Regions from separate parts of the Homo sapiens genome. Here region 2 is linked to region 1. A link is a loop called in an ENCODE intact Hi-C map of the cell type or tissue named here. Cell type or tissue: Caco-2. All regions are shown on one strand. Each heading gives the region's core, and the rest is flanking DNA. Links, peaks and the distances in the headings are about the cores only.

Region 1 (9,433 bases), core at 507-8,506:
TCTCGGCTCACCGCAGCCTCCACCTCCCGGGTTCAAGCAATTCTCTCGCCTCAGCCTCCCAACTAGCTGGGATTATAGGCGCCCACCACCATGCCCAGCTAATTTTTGTATTTTTAGTAGAGACGGGAGTTTCACCATGTTGGCCAGGCTGGTCTCGATACTCCTGACCTCAGGTGACCCACCCACCTGGGCCTCCCAAAGTGCTGGGATTATAGGTGTGAGCCACTGTGCCCAGCCTGTTTTGTTTGTTTGTTTTTGTTTTGTTTTGCCTCCGTGACTTTGCTATCTCACCCCTTTCCTATAAAACAGTCCTTTCTCACCATCTCTTGGAATTAGTCTGGCACTCAGGAATGCACCTCTGCTGTTGAGGCTCCAGGAAGTTAGGGCCAAGGCCCTCTGGTGCAGCAGTGCAGACCGCGGCCTGGGGGTGGGGAGACTGTGTGTGGCCAGTCTTTTATTTTTTATTTATTTTTTTATTTTTTACACCTTAGGCTTTGACCCACACAGAAAGAGATGGAACAGCCTGGGCTGCAGGGGCCTGGAAAGGGACGAGCATGTGGGTGGCACCACGCGGGGCAGCTGCAGGGGCAGGGGCTGCCTGTTCTCCTTCTCCCGGTGCTGCTCCAAGGGCACAGTTTGGTGACCGCAGCCACTTAGGGGAGCCTTGAGGATGCAAAAGAGAGTGAGGACACAAGGACACTAGCAAAGCCTAGCTCTGAAGGAGGAGGGATGCCATGCTGGGATGTCGCCACCGTCTTGTCTGAGCCCAAGGGTGGTGCTCGGTCCACCCGTGGGGAGCAGGGAGGAGAGAGGACAGGGCCCTGGCTGCCTCTGGCCTGCTTGGGAATGAGCTCCCTCAGGCGGAGCTTGACAGTATCCACACGCCCAGCAGCAAGCATCATCATCAGAAACACGCAGCCCAGAGCTGTGTGCCCAGCAGAACAGGGCACTGGGGCAGGGACCCAGCCTTCTCAGCTCCTGAATTGGAGCCTGGCATGCCCCATCTTAGAGTCCTTCATTCTGTGCAGATGCACTTGGCATCTAGAGTGGGACCGGAGTCTACGACACGGCATGGAAGGAAATGGCCCCTGTGTTCAAAGAGGCTGTCACAGACATGGCGGCTGAGTGCTGGGATGGGCTCTGAATGGGATGTCAAGAAGCAGGTGGCAGGAGATGGGTGGAGGGAGGGCGAAGGACGATGATGCTCACTGCTGGGCGTGTGGAAGGGGAGGGGAGCTGGACGCAGAACCTCATTCCCTGGAGGTAGGACTGAGCCCATGACGGGGGAGCCGCAGAGGGCCCTTCCAGCAGAGGGATGGGACCAGCTTTGGCGTGAAGGCCGCAGAGCAGAGCATGACTAGGGAGGCCACCTGGTAAAAGAGACGGAGGCTGGGACAAGACTGGTGCCCTTGTCAGAGGGAGGCCAGGAGAAGCTTCTAGAAATGTAGCTGCGTGTTTAGCCCAATTCCTAGAGTTGGGGCAACCATGCCAGTCACAACATAGGACGTGTTACAATGATGTCTTATTTTTTTTTCAAGGCCAGGCACTGGCACATTGCTTCCCTATTTTACAGGCTTTGAAAGAAATGGAGATTCTGAAAGCTTAACTAATTTATCTGGCAAGGCATGGTCTCTCATGCCTGTAATCCCAGCACTTTGGGAGGCAGAGGCAGGAGGATCGCTTCAGCCCAAGAGTTGGAGACCAGCCTGGGCAACATAGTGAGACCTCCTCTCTATAGACAAAATTAGCTGGGCAAGGTGGTGCGCGCCTGTGGTCCCAGCTACTTGGATGCTGAGATGGGAAGATCAGGATCACTTGGGCCACCAGGGAGGTGGAGGCTACAGTGACCCGAGGTCATGCCACTGCACTCCAACCTGGGCAACAGAGCAAGACCTTGTCTCAAAATTAAAAAAAAAAAAAGTTTGAAATCACGCAGTGAGAGTGGCAGGGCTGGCGTTCCAGCATCGTCCTTTAAGATGTGACAGCAACAGGTCCCACTTGAGACAGCAGGAACGCGGCACCCAGTGCTGCCTCTGCACAGGCCCGATGCTTGCTGGAACCTTAAAGGCAAAGGAGACCCGATCATAAACGCATGAAGAGCGCATGTTTCATGGGATTGATGTTGATGCTGGTGTTCCATGCGAGCCACTGAGGAGAAGCCCCTCTCTCAATGGCAGGGCCATGAGAGGTGAAGGACGCCCCTCCACCCCTCCCCCAGACAGGTCTTTCCTGGCCACAGATGCCCCAGATCCCTGAATGTCAAAATCGAGTCCCAATCTCCCAGTTGAGCAGAGAAACATTCAGATCTGGTTCCTCCGTGATCAGGGAAGGCAGGCTTCCTCTGAAGCGCAGATGGCTTCACCCCTTTCTCATCTCATCACCTCTAAGCCCTGCCAGGGCGAGAGCAGCCTTTCCCAGCATCGTCCTTTAAGATGCAACAGAAACAGGTCCCACCTGAGCCAGCAGGAATGCGGCACCCAGTGGCTGGCTCTGCAGTCTTGATGCTCGCCGGCACCTTCAGGGTGAAGGACGCCCTGTCGTAAACGCATGAAGAGCCCTGCGTTTCATATATTGATGTTGTTGCTTTTTCTTTAGAGGAACGTTTGTGCACTGTGGGAACCTCTGTCTCTACCAGTGTCACCCTTGCTGTGGGGAGTGTGTACCGTGTGCGGGGGGCTGGTGGCCTTTCTCTGCTGTCTGCCACAGCGTGTGAGGGGCTCGCTGAGCCTCACACCTGCCCTATCCTTCCCCATCCCCTCCTGCCCCGGGGAGGCACAGACCCAGGGAGGAGGGGTGCTGGGAGTGAGTGCTGAGGAGCTGGGGTCCTGGCCCTGCAGCCACTGTCACACCACAGCCCCACCCCAGACCTCCAGAGTCGTGGGACTCTGGTGGCACAAGCTCCAGAAGCTTGGTCGATGCCAGGTCTGGGACCGAGGCCCCCGTCTCCGAGGCCTTGGCTTGCTGTTCTGGAAGGTGATGCTGGCTGGCAGCCATTCCCAGCCCCTCGGAGAGCAGTTGTCAGGCAGTCCCTGAGCTCCAGCGCCCCATTCCCAGCAGGGCCCAGTGATCTCATGCCTGTGCCCCTGGTGCTGGGAGGAGCGGGTTGGCACTAGGGCCGGTGCCCACATCAGAGGAGGAAGGTCTGAAGCCAGGGCAGGGGGCAGGGCACCCTCCCGTCCAGCGGCCCCAGTGCCCACTCCATTCCTTCGGGGCTCCCGTGGCCCAGAGTGTGGAGCGGCGCGGCCTGACCACCCAGGATAGCTTGGGGCGTTTCGGAGGTTTGGCTGCCTAGGCTGTGCACCTAGCACTGCTCCCCAGGAGAGGGAGGGAGGAGGTCAGAGTAGAGGGCCCTGCTGACCAGGTCACTGTCACAGCCTCCATCTCTGGCCCTGGGTTCCCATAGGAGCGCCTAGGCTCTAAGCTGGAGCCTCCCCATCCCAGGACCTTGGGGAGGAAGAGGCTGGGCGCCACCTGCTGGCCCACCAGGGAATTGACAGGGTGGGGGACTGTGGAGCCTGTGCTGGCCGCAGATGAGAGCCCTGACTCCCACCTTCCCTACCCCACCCACCCTGCACCGTCCAGCTCAGTTCTCTGACCCGTGGTGCCAGGTCCCATTTGCAATGGCGAATACTGAACTCGGTGCAACTCTGGCTGCTGGCAGCTGGGCTTGGCCTGCACCTTCCTGTCCCCAGACTCCACTGGGGACCTCCCTTCCAGCCATCCCAGGGCGTCACCACCACAGCCAGGGGCCAGCCCCACCTTCATTCACTCTTGCTCATAGCTCACCTCTTCTCTCCACCCCCATCTGCTACCTGCAGCATCAGAAGGACATGAGGGCACCAGACAGCCCCTGCAGCTGTCCTCAAACATCATGGCCAAGGCTGTGCCTGGGAAGTGGACTCTCTGCAGTGCCAGCTCCCTCCTCAGTGCCCTTGACCTTTATCTGGGTCCCTGCTTGATGTGGCCCAACTGGCTGGGCCAGAGCCCCACAGGCGCTGTCCCGACCCCCAGCCCCCTAGAGGGAGGGAGAGGCTGAGACGGCAAGGGAAGCAGAGACTCAGCCACACCAAGGGCCCTGGCAAGGTGGGCCTCTCCTCCATAGCCTCACCAGGCTTCACGTTCAAGGTCACCAAGAGTGCACTTGTTCACTGTTGAGGGCAGGGGTGACTCCTGGGACTGTGCTGGGGTCCAGGGAGAGCAGGTAGTGGAGTTGCCAGGGAAGCAGCTTGCCTGAGGTCTGTGGTCTTGGCAGGGGCTTCCACAGCGGCCCCACCCTCTCCCTGTCCCCTCCCTCCTGTCCTTGTCCTCGTGTTTACTGAAGATCATGAGAAGGGATGTGGAGAGCGCCTGCAGGAACTGAGAGCAGGAGCCTGGCTCAGCCCTGAGAGGCCCCCAGATATTCAATTCCTAAACCCATAGGGTGGGGCATGGGCACAGAGGAGAAACCGGGGCCGCCCGGCACAGCCCTGCTCTTTCACCCTGCCCGCCTGGTGGCCTCCTTAGCCTGCAGCCTCGGAGCGACCCAGTATGGGGGCATGCTGCCACCTGCTGGCCACACTTCAAAATGCAACCCAGGGTCGGCCTGGAGGCTACAGGTGTCCCTCTTCCCCCAGGCCTGCAACTGGGCTGGGGAAGGGGCACCAGGGAACAGCCCAGGTGCTCCTGCCCAGGAGGATTGTCCGACTGCGTGGGGAGAAAGTCCAGAACCGTGCTTGGCACATGGTAATCTTTGTGGAATGAGTGAACAAATGAATGAATGAACTATGCATCTGATGCTTTTCGGTGATGATGACCCAACCAAGATAGATTACATGAGCCATTTTCCAGCAGGAACTGGGACTCCTCTTGGGCTGACAAGATGTAAGTATGAAATCTAAATAAGATTCCAATGGCACTAGACAGTGACACACGTGACCCTAGCTATAAATGCCCATGGAAGAGAATTCTGTCTGACATTCAGGGAAGACTTGGAGCGGGGCAAGGGGATGGGATTGATGGCAGAAGTGAGACTCACAGGACACGTGTGGGAGACCCCTGGCTGGCCATGTTGGGGGAGGAGGGGCAACAGGAAAGCAGCGCCTGGATCTCGAGGGACTTGGCCGGCTCAGTCCTTCCATCGGGAGCCACATTCATTCACAGCGACTGTTGAGTCTAACAACGCTCAAGTACAGCAAAGCTGGAGCAACAGGCCCTGAAAGGGTGACTCCAGGGTCTCACCCCACCCTGACTCCTTCCCTCCTGCTGCCTCAGACTCTCCTGTCTACCCTCAGAGACCCTGTCGGGAGGCTTCCCTCCAACAAGGCACCATCCCCAGGGAGAAGGGAGCCCAGCACTCCTGGCCCTGTGGGGTCCTCAGTCCACTCACCACTGCCACATGCCCCAGGGAGTCCTCGGACTAGGACCTGGGCCGGGCCCCCCTGGGTTCCTATGGCCTGGGCGAGCATGGTGCCCTCTTACAGCCTGGGCTGCCTGAGCATTCCAGGCATCCTGTCATTCAGCAGAGATCTTTCCTCGGTGCCTTCTCTGGATTGGGTGGGCTGCTGAGCTCTGGGGCTGCTGCCGTGAATTATTTAATAGATGGGTGCTTCCCTGCTCTCCAGGGTCCCCCTCTGGGAGAGCCAGCACAGGAGCTAACCAGTCAGAGGAGAAGGCGGTGTAGACCAACTGGTGCAGGGGAGACCATGGGGGTGCTGGGCAAGACAGGGACTTGGCGGAACACATGAGATGAGGCAGGGCTGAGCCCCACAGCCAACTCCTCCCCCCAGAGCCGGGCATGAGGTGCTCAGCGGATGACCACCAGCTCCCCGAGCTGGACCACATGTCACACAGGTTTCTGGGATTTGCTTCTAGAAAAGCCTGACCCAAACATTTGGAGATGACAAGTACTCACTGGCCTGGAAGGAGGTGCTCACCAACATGTGCTTCCGGCCCATGCAGATAAGGAGGGCCCAGCCCAGTCCCCATGCAGGTAAGGAGGGCCCAGCCCCAGTCTCCCCCACTCCCGGGAGCACACTGGCCCCAGACCGGTGACCTCTACGTGCAAGCACAGGCCCCCACCGTTCCTGCCTGCTCTGGACATGGCTGGGTGGACGGGGGCTGCTCCTCCTCTGCCAGAGGGTGGGAGAGGAGGCCGACCCCAGGCAGCACCTAGGAGGGGGCACCCTGAGCCTCTTGAGTTTGAGCCGCTGTCTCCTGCTCACACTCGCTCAAGGACAGAGTGCCCTGGAGCTGAGGGGCTACTGAGACCTCCTGTCAGGCTGGGGTCCTGGAGGAGAGACAGGGTCCCATGTGGCTTCCTGTCCCAGGGAACACTCCGCAGCCTCCATCCCCACGTGGAGTCCAGAACCAGCTGTCAGCCTCTGGCCAGTGTGGGAAAGAAGCGGACTTGGCTGGGGGCCTAGGCCTGGGCCTGCAGGGAGGTGGCAGCCTGTGGGGTGGACAGCTGGGCTTGCTCTGGGATGCCTGTCACAGCGTCCCAGGCTGAGCTTCCCCCGTGCAGGGCCCGAGCATCCTGGGACCAGGACCCCAGAGGACCCTCGGGTCAGCGGGAGCAGTGGTTGCTGATGGGTCGGCTCTGGGTCCCGGCCCGGCCCAGGGCCAGGGACAGGCTATATTTTAGGGGCTCGGTCACTCGGAAGATTCAATCTGTTCACAAGAACTGGATGGCTTCAGCTGACCTCAGTGGATTTATTTTCTGACACTTCAAGCTCTGCTGGGTTTGAAGCCATCAGGGCCTGCTTGGGCCTGGTCACCGTGACCTGCCCCCAGTCACAAGTGTCTGCCCAGCCAAGCACCTGTGGCACCCACAGCGGAGAGGGGCTGGGCCGTGCCCACTGGGCTCTCTCTGTTCTACACTGCAGCGGCTCTAGGCCTGGCAGAGAAGGCGCAGCAGCCCCTGAGTCCCAGAACTGCCTCTGGCTCTGCCCTGCTGGGGCCCCTCCCATGTCCCTGCCTCTGACGCCATCACCTCCAAGGAGGTACAAGCCAAGCTGGAGCTCCAGAGATCGGAGCCGCTCCGGAGTTAGCCAGAGCCCGAACAGGCTGCATTCTCCTGGCTCGCCTCCCAGGGAGCTCAGAGGCGCCCTTGCCCGGGAATCCGATGGCAGAGAGTTACCAGGTCTGCGGTGCTCCTGTTCCTCAGCCCCGGGAACTGGGGTGGGGACAGGACAGAGCAGCAGCAGAGAGCACAGAAAGGTGTGAGGGGGCACACAGTCCCCAGTGAGCATCTGCATCAGGACACCAGGGCTGTCCCAGGGCTGTCCCAGGGATGGCTGGGCCTGTGGGAAAGCCATGGTCCCCACCCATCCCACCCGACCCTGAGCCACCTCCACCAGCCAAGAGGGGCCAGGGCCCTTCATCAACCTCACCCAGGTCATCTGGGGAACTGGGCCACCACTGAGAACAAAGCCCAGACATGTCTGGGAGTGGAGGCTGTGCCCACCTCCCCCAGAGACTTGCCCCCGACTTAACCCAGGGCCCAGCAGGGGCTGGAAGGGAAGTGGAGTTAGGGAGCGGAGCAGGTCACCATCAGCTGCGCCCTGGATTCCAGGGCCCGTGTGCACAGAGTAACGGGAGCTGGCTGTCTGTCTGGCCAAGGGCACAGGAGGGTGAGTGTGTACAGCAGCCAGGGAGCAAGGGAGCCAGAGAGACACACAGGAGTGACCTTGGACCTCTGCGAGGAACCCGTTCACTCGCTCCCAGGCAGTAGCACTGGCCCTGACACCCAGCCCTGAAAGCTCGGAGACTGCAGGACAAACAGCTTCAGGGGCTGTGGCCCCAGCTGGGACGGGCTATGCGCTGGTCCCTAGAGACTCTCGGTATCTCCCCCTGCCCCAGTCCTGCCTCCTGCCCAGCACAAGGGCCTTTGGAACTCAGCCCTCTGTGTCTCAGCCCCCGGGAGGGTCAGGTGTCAGAGACGAGAAGGGCCGAGGCTGGCAGGCCGGAAACTGCCTCCCTTGGCTGCTGTGGGGTGGAGTACCAGGGGACACAGAGGTGCTGGGGTGAAGCGTGGCTTCAGCTGCGTGGGATCAATGCCAGAGGGGATGAGGTCAGCTCCGACCAAAGGTGTGCCTAGGTCCGAGAGGAAGCGCCAGGAGCCTGAGGCCTGTGTTGCACGGGGCAGGGAATGGCATCCTGGGCTTTCTTGCCTGCCTCCCACTCTAGCCAGATGGAGCAATGGACTTGGCCTCCTTGAACAAAGACCACAGCCTCCTCAGCTTCTGCTTGTGTCTCCAGCAGACAGCGCCTGCAGCCCCCGGTCATACATGGCCACAGGCTTCCCCCTCCTCCTTCCTGGGCCAGAGTAGCAGCCTCAGCCCCATGCTGGGGAGGGGTAGACCAGAGACGGTTCCCTCCTGGTGGTGCCCAGCAGTGACTCAGCAGCGACGGCACATGTCTGGGCCATTCTCAGTGCTGCCACCTTGAGGGCATTTGGGAGGCCCAGGCAGGCCAGATTTGTCTCCTGGAGAGAAGTATGGGCACCCCTGGGCTCTGCCTGCCTCCTGGCCTCCCCTTGGGTTCCCTTGTACAGAAAGGGGCACTGGTCCTGGCCCTGGTCCTCCCTGGCTTTGCTCAGCAGCCAGCAGCCCGCCAGGTCTGTGCACACCAAGGCTGCCGATGGCAAAGCTGTGGGTGGCATGGGACCTCTGGGAATAGTCGGAAAGCTCTGGGCTGGCCAGGCTCTGACCCGCCCCACAGATGGCACTTTACTTCTGCTCGGGGCTGCTGCAGGACCTGGCACAGTTCGGGCACTATGCGCTCATCATGCCCCTGTACACACACTTCACCCACAGTGGGTGCTCGGTGGCCCAAGACCATTCAGCGGTGATGGTGGAGGTCCAAAGGTCGGGCGACCCAAGTGTAGGGGAACCCGACCTGAGAACTCTCTCTATGGGCCGGTGCTGCGGAAGCTGCAGGGGGTCTACAGCCAGCCCTGGACACAGCCGAGAGGAGGGCGCTGACCTCGGAGGGCTGCTTTCTGCTGCCCTGGGAGCTGGGTGCTGGGGTCCTAATCTGTCGTCTGGGGTGGAGCACCATGCAGCTCATCCCCCAGCCATCACCATTCCCCACTGCCCGCCCTCCACCCTCATGCCCCATACAACACCGCCCACGACCCCGCCCCCTCTTCCCAGGCTATAGGGAGCGACTAGACATGGCGCCCGATACCCTGCAGAAGCAGGCAGACCACTGCAACGACGGCCGCATGGCGTCCAAGCACATGAAGGAACTCAGCACCGGTCTCTTCTTTGCCATTCTGGTCAAGGTGAGCCCTCCAGCCTGGTGCCCCTCACCTCCCTCTGGCTCCCGACCCTCCTGGGCACCTGCTCACCAGGAGGCCTCGAGGAGCCCAGGGCAGTGCCAGGAGGTGCCATGGCTGCAGCACTGTCCCTGCAGGAGAGTGGCCCCCTGGAGTCAGAAGCCATGGTGATGGGCG
Region 2 (9,433 bases), core at 784-8,783, 54 kb before region 1:
TTCCTCTGCTGGCCGGGACCCTGCTGCTGCTGGAGACGGCCACTGCTCCCTGAGTGTCCCGTCCCTGGGGCTCCTGCTTCCCCATCCCGGAGTTCTCCTGCTCCCCACCTCCTGTCGTCCTGCCTGGCCTCCAGCCCGAGTCGTCATCCCCGGAGTCCCTATACAGAGGTCCTGCCATGGAACCTTCCCCTCCCCGTGCGCTCTGGGGACTGAGCCCATGACACCAAACCTGCCCCTTGGCTGCTCTCGGACTCCCTACCCCAACCCCAGGGACTGCAGGTTGTGCCCTGTGGCTGCCTGCACCCCAGGAAAGGAGGGGGCTCAGGCCATCCAGCCACCACCTACAGCCCAGTGGGTACCAGGCAGGCTCCCTTCCTGGGGAAAAGAAGCACCCAGACCCCGCGCCCCGCTGATCTTTGCTTCAGTCCTTGAATCACCTGTGGGACTTGAGGACTCGGGATCTTCAGGACGCCTGGAGAAGGGTGGTTTCCTGCCACCCTGCTGGCCAAGGAGGCTCCTGGGGTGGGGATCACCAGGGGGATTTTGACACAGCCTTCGGCTGCCCCCCACTAAGCTAATTCCACACCCCTGTACCCCCCCAGGGGGCCCTCTGCCTCATGGCAAAGGCTTGCCCCAAATCTCAACTTCTCAGACGTTCCATACCCCCACATGCCAATTTCAGCACCCAACTGAGATCCGAGGAGCTCCTGGGAAGCCCTGGGTGCAGGACACTGGTCGAGAGCCAAAGGTCCCTCCCCAGACATCTGGACACTGGGCATAGATTTCTCAAGAAGGAAGACTCCCCTGCCTCCCCAGGGCCTCTGCTCTCCTGGGAGACAAAGCAATAATAAAAGGAAGTGTTTGTAATCCCAGCACTTTGGGAGGCCGAGGTGGGCGGATCACGAGGTCAGGAGATGGAGACCATCCTGGCTAACACGGTGAAACCCCTTATCTATGCGCCTGTAGTCCCAGCTACCCAGGAGGCTGAAGCAGGATAATCGCTTGAACCCGGGCGGCGGAGATTGCAGTGAGCCGAGGTCATGCCACTGCACTGCAGCCTGGGCGACAGAGCGAGATTCTGCCTCAAAAATAAACAAATAAATTTTAAAAATAAATAAATAATAAAAGGAAGTGTTAGACAATGTAATGCCAGTACTACTTCCTAGGAGGAAAATCATGAGTGCCTGTGGGCACAGTGTCTGGAGGGGTGGATAACGCAGGCCAGGAGGGGCTGCTGAGGAGCAGATGATTGAGCAGGAGACCTAAACAGAGTGGGGCTTGAGCAAGGCAGAACAGCAGTGCCAAGGCCCTGGGGCAGCGCCAGCAGGTGCTCTGGGAGGCCAAGGGCTGGATCAGAGGGTGGGTGGGTAGAGGGGTAAATCTGAGGGTCAAGAGGGTGGGTAGTGTTGGGGAGTGTGAAGTCTGAGTAGAGGGATGTGGTTGGAGGTCTTTAAGGAGTGCTGTGACCCGCCCTGGGTGGAAAATAAGTATTCTGGCTGCTGCCAGAAGAAGGGTCTTGTCTTTTGGGTGGATGGTGGGGGTGGTAGAGGGTAGCAGGGAGAGGTGAGAACTGGGGAAGGAACTGACTCCAGGTGTTTCTGATCTCCGTCCGAAAGCATTCGGGAGCACCCATCCCAACACAGCCATGCTTGGTGAGTACCACACCTGCCCCAAAAGAACATTGAAAAGAATTTTTTTTATTTGAGGCAGAGCCTCACTCTGTTGCCCAGGCTGGAGTGCAATGACCTTGTCTCGGCTCACTGCAACCTCTGCCTCCCAGATTCAAGCCATTATCCTGCCTCACCCTCCCAAGTAGCCAGGGGTCAACAAGTGTGCACCACCATGCCTGGCTAGTTTTTGTATTTTTAGTAGAGACGGGGTTTCACCATATTGGCCAGGCAGGTCTCCAACTCCTGACCTCAGGTGATCCACCCGCCTTGGCCTCCCAAAGTTTGGGATTACAGGTGTGAGCCACGTGTCTGGCCGAAAAGAATTAAAGGTGAAATCAGCCACATTTTCCAGCAAAGTTTACACTATTACAAAAAATACAAAAATTAGCCAAGCCTCGTGGCCCATGCCTGTGGTCCCAGCTACTCAGGAGGCTGTGGTGGGAGGATCACCTGAAGTGAGGAGTTTGAGACCAGCCCAGCCAACATGGTGAAACTAAAACTGGTCTAAACTAAAACACGGTCTCTACTAAAACTACAAAAATTAGCCGGGCGTGGTGGTCGGCACCTGTAATCCCAGCTACTTGGGAGGCTGAGGCAGGAGAATTGATTGAACCTGGGAGGTTGCAGTGAATTGAGATCATACCACTGCACTCCAGCCTGTGCGACAGAGCCACTCTGTCTTAAGAAAAAAAAAAAAGCAAGCATTTTGTGCTCACTAGAAATATTAGCATGATTGAATGCTTCCTTGCATATGAAAATTATTTTAACATTGTAAAACATCTATTTGGCAGGCATGGCGGCTCAACACCTGCAATCACAGCACTTTGGCAGGAAGAGCGGGTAGGATCGCTTGAGTTCAGGAGTTTGAGAATAGCCTGGGCAACATAGTGAGATCCCGTCTCTGCAAAAACAACAACTGAGTCCAGGGAGGTCGAGGCTGCAGTGAAAGAAGATTGCTCCACTGCACTCTAGCCTGGGCAACAGAGCAAGACCCTGTCTGGAAAAATATATACATGTATTTGAGGACCTGGCTCTCTCAGGACAGTTTTTTTTCTTTTCTAATTCTAGGTTTTAGTGGCTGTCATAAAAATATGGGAGGTGAACAGAAGGTAGACACCATTAGCTGGCCTTACTAAATCATCATACTCATTGTTACATTCCATCCACCAAATATGCAAAGGTTTTGGTAAAATCCAGCTAGTGTATTTCTATCTTCCCAGTTGTCAGTGGGTTAGAAAGTTCCTCTTTCTAACCAATGTGGAGGTGCTGCATGTTTAGGTTTTACATGAGTGCTCACACCCAAGGACTTCTATATTTTAAAAGTGAAGACATTTTAAAAACAGATTATTCTGGCCAGGAGTTGTGGCTCATGCTTGTAATCCCAGCCTTTTGGGAGGCCGAGACAGGCAGATCACTTGAGGTCAGAAGTTTGAGACCAGCCTGGCCATCATGGTGAAATCCTGTCTCTACTAAAAATACAAAAATTAGCCAGGTGTGGTGGCAGGCACTCGTAATCCTAGCTACTCAGGAGGCTGAGACAAGAGAATCGCTTGAATCCGGGAGGCAGAGGTTGCAGTGAGCCGAGATCGCACCATTGCACTCCAGCCTGGGTGACGAGAGTGAAACTCCATCCCAAGAAGAAGAAGAAGAAGGAAGAAGAAGAAGGAAGAAGAAGAAGAAGAAGAAGAAGAAGAAGAAGAAGAAGGAGGAGGAGGAGGAGGAGGAGGAGGAGGAGGAGGAGGAGGAGGAGGAGGAAAAGAAGAAGAGGAGGAGGAAGAGGAAGAGGAGGAGGAAGAAGAGGAAGAAGAAGAAGAGGAGGAAGAGGAAGAGGAAGAAGAGGAAGAAGAAGAAGAAGAAAAAGAAGAAGAAGAAGAGGAAAAAGATTATTCTGAAATTAGGTCATTCTGTTCTCAAGCTTCCTTTTCCTGTGTAGGTATGAGTGTTTATGAGTCTAATACATTGTTTACCCCAAAATCAAGTGTCAAATAAATATTTTCAAACTTCTGCTCAAAAATTTGCTCTTTCCTTAGCAAGAGTTTTGTTTTGTTTGAGACAGAGTTTCGCTCTTATTGCCCAGGCTGGAGTGCAATGGCGCGATCTCGGCTCACTGCAACATCTGCCTCCCGGGTTCAAGCAATTCTCCTGCCTCAGCCTCCTGAGTAGCTGCGATTACAGGCACCCGCCACCACGCCCAGCTAAGTTTTGGTATTTTTAGTACCCAAAGTTGATGAGTCGACCTGCTCCACGCGTAATTTCAAGGTGGTCACGTTGGGGTCACCCCTTGCAGCTTGTAGCTGCTGTGAACGCCAGAGAATGAAGTACTCAGACAATTCCAGCTGAGTGGGGCAGGCGGCAACTCCTCTGAGAGAGTGCCGCCCCAAAATCCATCCGCCAAGTATTTATTAGAAGGCTTGTTAAACCACAAACATCCACCAGATGGGTTTTTGCCGTGGGGTCATGAGGCACATACGGCCTTGTAAAAGCACTCAGACCACATTCCTAGGAGGCTGTTTTCAGCGCTCCTTATCACACATTCCACTCCTTGTCCTGTTTTCAGTGTCAAGGAGTTACATTCTCACGCACAAACAACGTACACACAGTGCCTCAGTATTTTTCCATGCCTCGAGCTCAAATGCCTTGTACATAAGTTTGAATATATCGTCGTGCACCCCCCACATCTCCCCCTTCTTTAATTCTTAGAGCTTGCTGGTTATCCAACGCAAAATAAGCTTCTATCCTTCTTCCCTGGTCATAGATGCTTCGGGTGGCAGCACAGAGCCATTTACAGAAGCCTAGCAATCAGATACAAAAAAGAATATAGCGGCCATCACCCTAGCAATCAGATACAAAAAAGAATATAGCGGCCATCACCCAAATGCGTATGTTTAACCCAGACAACCAAGTATTCGGGTTCAGTCATTGAAAGCCTTCTTGTAATTGCTGAAGGGTATTTGTTTGTAATTGCTGCGAGACCATTCTTCAAGTTGTTTCTTCAACTAGACCTCAAATGCTTTGTACATAAGCTTGAATATATTGCCGCGCACCCCACCCGCTCCCCACTGCCTGCCAGAGGGCTGGGAAATGGCTGCACCGCTGAACACCGCAGTTACCCCGGGGAAATTACTTATGACCTCCTCCCGCGCGCTGCCACTGTGCGCTCCCTCCCCTCCCCTGCTTTCCCTTCCTCTCCTCTCGCGCACCCTCCTCCCGCCCTCAGGGACCCCTGGGCAAGGCCACTGCGCCCCGGGTCTACGGCAGCTGGCGGGGCGCTCAACGCGCGCACTCACACGGACGACGTAGCGCAAAGAGTTCCTGTCGTCCAGGCTGACCATAAGCGAGAAGAGCGCGGCGGCGCTGTACACGCCCTGCACTTTTTTACAGCAGCCAGTTGAGGTCCCATCGCGCAGCAACCCCCCGGCGCTCCGCCGCGCCGCGCAGGTCCCAGCCCCCGCAGTCCTCGATGACCTCCAGCATGAGCAGCGGGTTCAGTCGTTCGATCTCGCGCATCTCGAGGCACAAGCGGAAGAAGGAGCGCACCTAGTGCTGGGCAGCGCCGCCGGGTCCACCCTTGGGCCGAGCCAGCAGGCGCCGCAGGCGCTCCTCGTTCTGCTAGCCGATGGCCGCGATGGTGCCGTAGGTGAGCTTGTCGTCGGGGATGGCATGGCGCCGCAGCCAGCCGCCGCAGGCGAACGAGTATAAGTCCTGGCATGGGTCGATGCTGGCGTCCAGGTTGGCGGCCAAGAAGCGAGCGGTGCACGCGAAGTCTTGCGCTCAGGACAGCCTTCAGGACAGGCTCCGCCGCCGGCCGCGACCGGGCCCAGGTACTTGAGCACCAGCATAGCCGCCAGGATGGAGCAGAGGCCGGCTGCAAACACCAGCCCGACAGCAGGTTCAACTTGCGCCGCTTCCAGAGCTGCAGCCCGGCCTGGGCCCGGTGGCCTGCGGGCAGAAAGTCCCCGCAAGCGCCCCCCGCGCCGCAGTGACTCACATACTTGACCTCCTGGAACTCATCGTAGTGCGCCATCAGCGAATACCAGGACTCCATGGCGCCGAGGCCGCCGGGGTGCAGCCCTGGGCCACCTGGGCTACGGGATGCGCGTGGCCGCCGGCCTCCTCGTGAGCCTCCGCGTGGCCCCTGGGGCCTCAGCTGCGGGAAGGACAGAGGCAGGCTAATGAGACGCCGCAGCCCGACGGGGTTCCGGGGCACCGCGAGGAGAGACACAGGCCTGGGTGCAGAGGCCCCAGCCGCGAGCCTCATTCACTGGGGAAACCAGGGACCAGGAGGGCTCGGCGGGGCCACCACCCCCGCGTGCACAGTGGAGTCTTCTCCCCTGTCCCCCTCCCTGCACACACGTGCGGGTCCCTGGGTTGGGAGGGCCCTGATGGGAAGGGGGAGGAGCCAGGCACGGGGCCTGGCACGTAGTGGGCCTTCATTGAAAGGCTGTCCCTCTTCCCTTCGCCTTTCTGGTCCAGGACCTGCCCCAGCCAAGGCCGGGCAGAATGGGGGTGGGGGGTGGAGAAGCGGAGGCTGGAGTGAGGAGGTGGGGTCAGGAGCGCGTCTATGCTGCACTTTCCGCTTTCCGCGCTGGACACAGACAGAGGCTCCACAAAGCGGCCAAAGAACCAAACTTTGTCCTTGCGGAAGTCCGCAGGATCTACCACTCAACCCCGATCGCTGGCTCCTTCTACTCGGTGGCCCGACAGCCCACCCGCTCCTTCCCCAGGGGCGAGCGCCAACGCCCCAGGGTCGTGGATACACAGCCCACCCCCTGGACGGCCCTGATGGAGACCGGCTCCGTCCCCCCACCCACCCCCATTCCCAGTCTGTGACCCCGACCCGAGCCACTCCCGGCTTCAATACGTTCTCCCCAGAACCCAAACTTGGGTGAAGTTTCACCTCCCGCGGGGCGCAAGGAGACGAAGCCGGGAGGCTCCGCGCAGCGGCCGCGATGGCGGCAACGGCTGCAGGGATTCGGCGCCATTTACCCCGCAGGTGCGCACTCGAGCAGGACCAGGACTAGCGGGCCCGCTCGAAACCAGAGCCTGAGCCTGAGCAGAACTGCGTGGGCAGCCGCTGTCTCCCAGCGCCCGCTGCCTTTTCTGCCGCCGAGCTGCCAGCCCGAGGGGTCCAGCCGTGTCCCAGGACCAGTAAGGGCAGCGGGTACTCCCGGGAGGGGTCCCTTCGGATCCCGCGTCCCCATTACGAGCTGCCCACCAGCCGGCTAGAAAGGGGCTGGAGCTACGCAGCTGGGGGCCGTCATGCCCCAGCCCACAGCCCTGGAGCACCGGCCGGGGAGGACTCCTCCTAAAGGATAAGGGGGCCCTGATGGAGTGCCTGGGCTGCCCGCACAGCGCCTGCGCACCTTCACCAGGGAGCTTCCTTGTACTCCTGGGAACGCCTGTCCAGGATGAGGTCTCCCCAGGGCGTCTGGGCTTCTGGTTGGCCTCGCTCACTTCCCCCAGTTCCTGATCCAGGGAGAGCAACGGAGAGCCCTGCCAGAAGAAGGCTTGGGGCTGCGAGTGCGGCCCCCATGGTACCAATGCACAGTTGACCCAGAGCACAGCAATCGCGGCCAATAGGAGGTGACTTGGGTTTAGCCTGTGACCACACAGTCCTGGTCACCCTGCACAGACTGCCAATAAAGAGGGGTCCGAGGCCCAGCTCCTTGGCTCCCCTGCAGTGTCTCCAAAAGGGAAGCTGAGGCTGTGGGTGAGTGGGTGATGCCAGTGGTCCAGGCCCAGTTCCACCTTGCACAAAGGCCTTCTTAACCTTTCATCGAAAAATATTTCTGCAAGGACATCTGCCCAGCAACCACCCGTCCATCCTCAGACTGGTGCCACGCATATCCTTGATCCTTGTAGCCAAGGATAAATATCTCAAAACAATCCTGTGATCCTCCTCCATTTTCCTTTAAAAACCTTTGTCTTCCTTCACCTCCCTAAATTCACACGTGCTTTCCTATGGCCTGCTTATTCCCAAGCAATACCTATTTCCAAAGAAAGTTCATTTTATTTTAGAGTCTTTCTGTATTTGTTATGCAGTGTCACATAGCGGAGCCAGAAGTGGGACCGAAGTGAATTCATCTTGGATGAATCAGCGTGTCCTGGAATCTAACGCAGTGTTGACTGAGCCCCCCGCAGACTGCCTTTCCAGGAGTTGCTTTTCTGTTCTGGTGAATCTCCTCAAATACCCAGATTCCCTCCCTTTGGTCAGTTCCTTTTTACTTTATCCTGGATGTGATTTGATTATAAGGCTCCCTTAAACAAAGGACCTTGCATCCCTCCTGAGGGTATAAAGGTTGGGTTTCTTTCTTTCTTTCTTTCTTTCTTTCTTTCTTTCTTTCTTTCTTTCTTTCTTTCTTTCTTTCTTTTTTTTGCTTCTTTGCTTTTGGCAAGCACTTTCTGGTGTAAAGAGCAGTGCCCTTCTGGTTTGAGGACTCTGAGTTCTAAAGAATTTATGTTCTGTCCATGAGGCAAGTCTTTCCTGGTGAATTCACTTTTGGTTCTGGATGCCTGACTGAATATTATGTTTGATGTGTACACCTTGGTTGAAATTTTGTGAGCATTCTGATTTGGGTTTGATTTTGGTTTGGTTTCCCACGTCTTTAAATGATTTGGCTCATTTTTTTTTCTTGCTTGTTCCTGAACATCTTCTGATCATCCCACAGCAAAAATAAACATAAATAGTTTAGCACCATAGGAAATGTTAAAACACACGTACACACGGTGAGGGTCGGCCCCTCGAGGTGGCTCCTGTCTGTAATCCCTGCACTCTGGGAGGCCAAGGTGAGAGAATGGCTTGAGCTAAGGAGTTGGAGACCAGCCTGGGCAACATGATGAAACCCCACCTCTACAAATAACACAAAAATTAGCTGGGTGTGGCAGCTCCCACCTGTAGTCCCAGCTATCAGGAGGCTGATGTGGGAGGATTGCTTGAGCCCAGGAGGTCGAGGCTACCATGACTTGTGGTCCTGCCACTGCACTAAAGCCTGTTTAACAGTGAGAATTGTCTCAAAAAATACACATATGGTGAGTGTGAGAAAGCCAACTGAAAGAACCCAGGGTGTCACCACCATCTAAAACACTGGTCCAGACTCCTGACAGTCCCTGACAGGGTTTATAGGATTTTCTTTGCTTCTCAGAGATGAAAAAGAAATGGAATGGCATTCTCAGACACTAAGGCGTGCCAGATTTTCTGGGACTCCAGGCAGCTACATGGCTTTCCCTGTGCACATTTCAAAATCAATGGCCATCATTGGAATCATTTGAACTCCTCAAATTTGCTTTTTCCTAATACTGAATTTTTAAACTGCCAACTACAAAGTTAAATGGAGAGCCTTCTAAGTTGTCTACTTCTGTCTCTCTCTTTTCTGCCTACTTGGAATCTGCTGACATTTCTGCTGGCATTAAGATAAACTGATAATATCACACTCCAGCCAACATAAAAACCACTAAGGAAGGGGTCTTGAAGGGCTTTCAAATTAATGGCTCTATAAATTACAACAGCTCCGTGGCAAACAACAACCTAGAGACCTTTTGGAAATGTAAATTCAGGTTTGCCTAACAGTTGCTTCGGGTGATGGAACAGTCCACGGAAGGATTGATATTAGAAAAGAACAGAATGAGAGAAATGTTTATAAATGTTAGGCACCCAGATTAAACAGGTCAAAATCATGAGCTCAGAGCAATAATGAAAAGGATCTCTGTTTCTGGCATAAAAACTGCTTCTCTGCTACACAGGGGCCAGGAAGAGCTGAACGAAC

What was found. Peaks named below come from ENCODE experiments on the same cell type or tissue, not always from the same donor. Only the 100,000 strongest peaks of a DNase experiment are listed, where the experiment ranks them.
Region 2: it touches region 1 in a loop (13-fold over the local background); 5 of 110 quality-filtered maps call a loop at or near these places.

Annotation. Positions count from the first base shown.
Region 1 is chr2:232,436,189-232,445,621 of GRCh38, forward strand. It overlaps the pseudogene DIS3L2P1. Among named protein-coding and RNA genes, the nearest start is that of ALPI, 15 kb to the right of the region's middle. RefSeq lists enhancers at 3,098-3,601, 3,602-4,106, 7,318-7,955. In Caco-2, for the core only: CTCF peaks have their summits at 3,465 (motif pointing left), 3,689, 4,550 (motif pointing left) and 8,421 (motif pointing left); DNase peaks (open chromatin) are centred at 3,443, 4,533 and 8,403.
Region 2 is chr2:232,381,743-232,391,175 of GRCh38, forward strand. It overlaps ALPP (alkaline phosphatase, placental), which reads left to right. Exons shown (of 11, transcript NM_001632.5): 11 at 1-1,147. The coding sequence ends at 53. It also overlaps the pseudogene ECEL1P2. Among named protein-coding and RNA genes, the nearest start is that of ALPP, 7.7 kb to the left of the region's middle. In Caco-2, for the core only: no CTCF peak of the experiment used is centred there; DNase peaks (open chromatin) are centred at 4,149 and 4,989; H3K4me3 peaks cover 188 bases.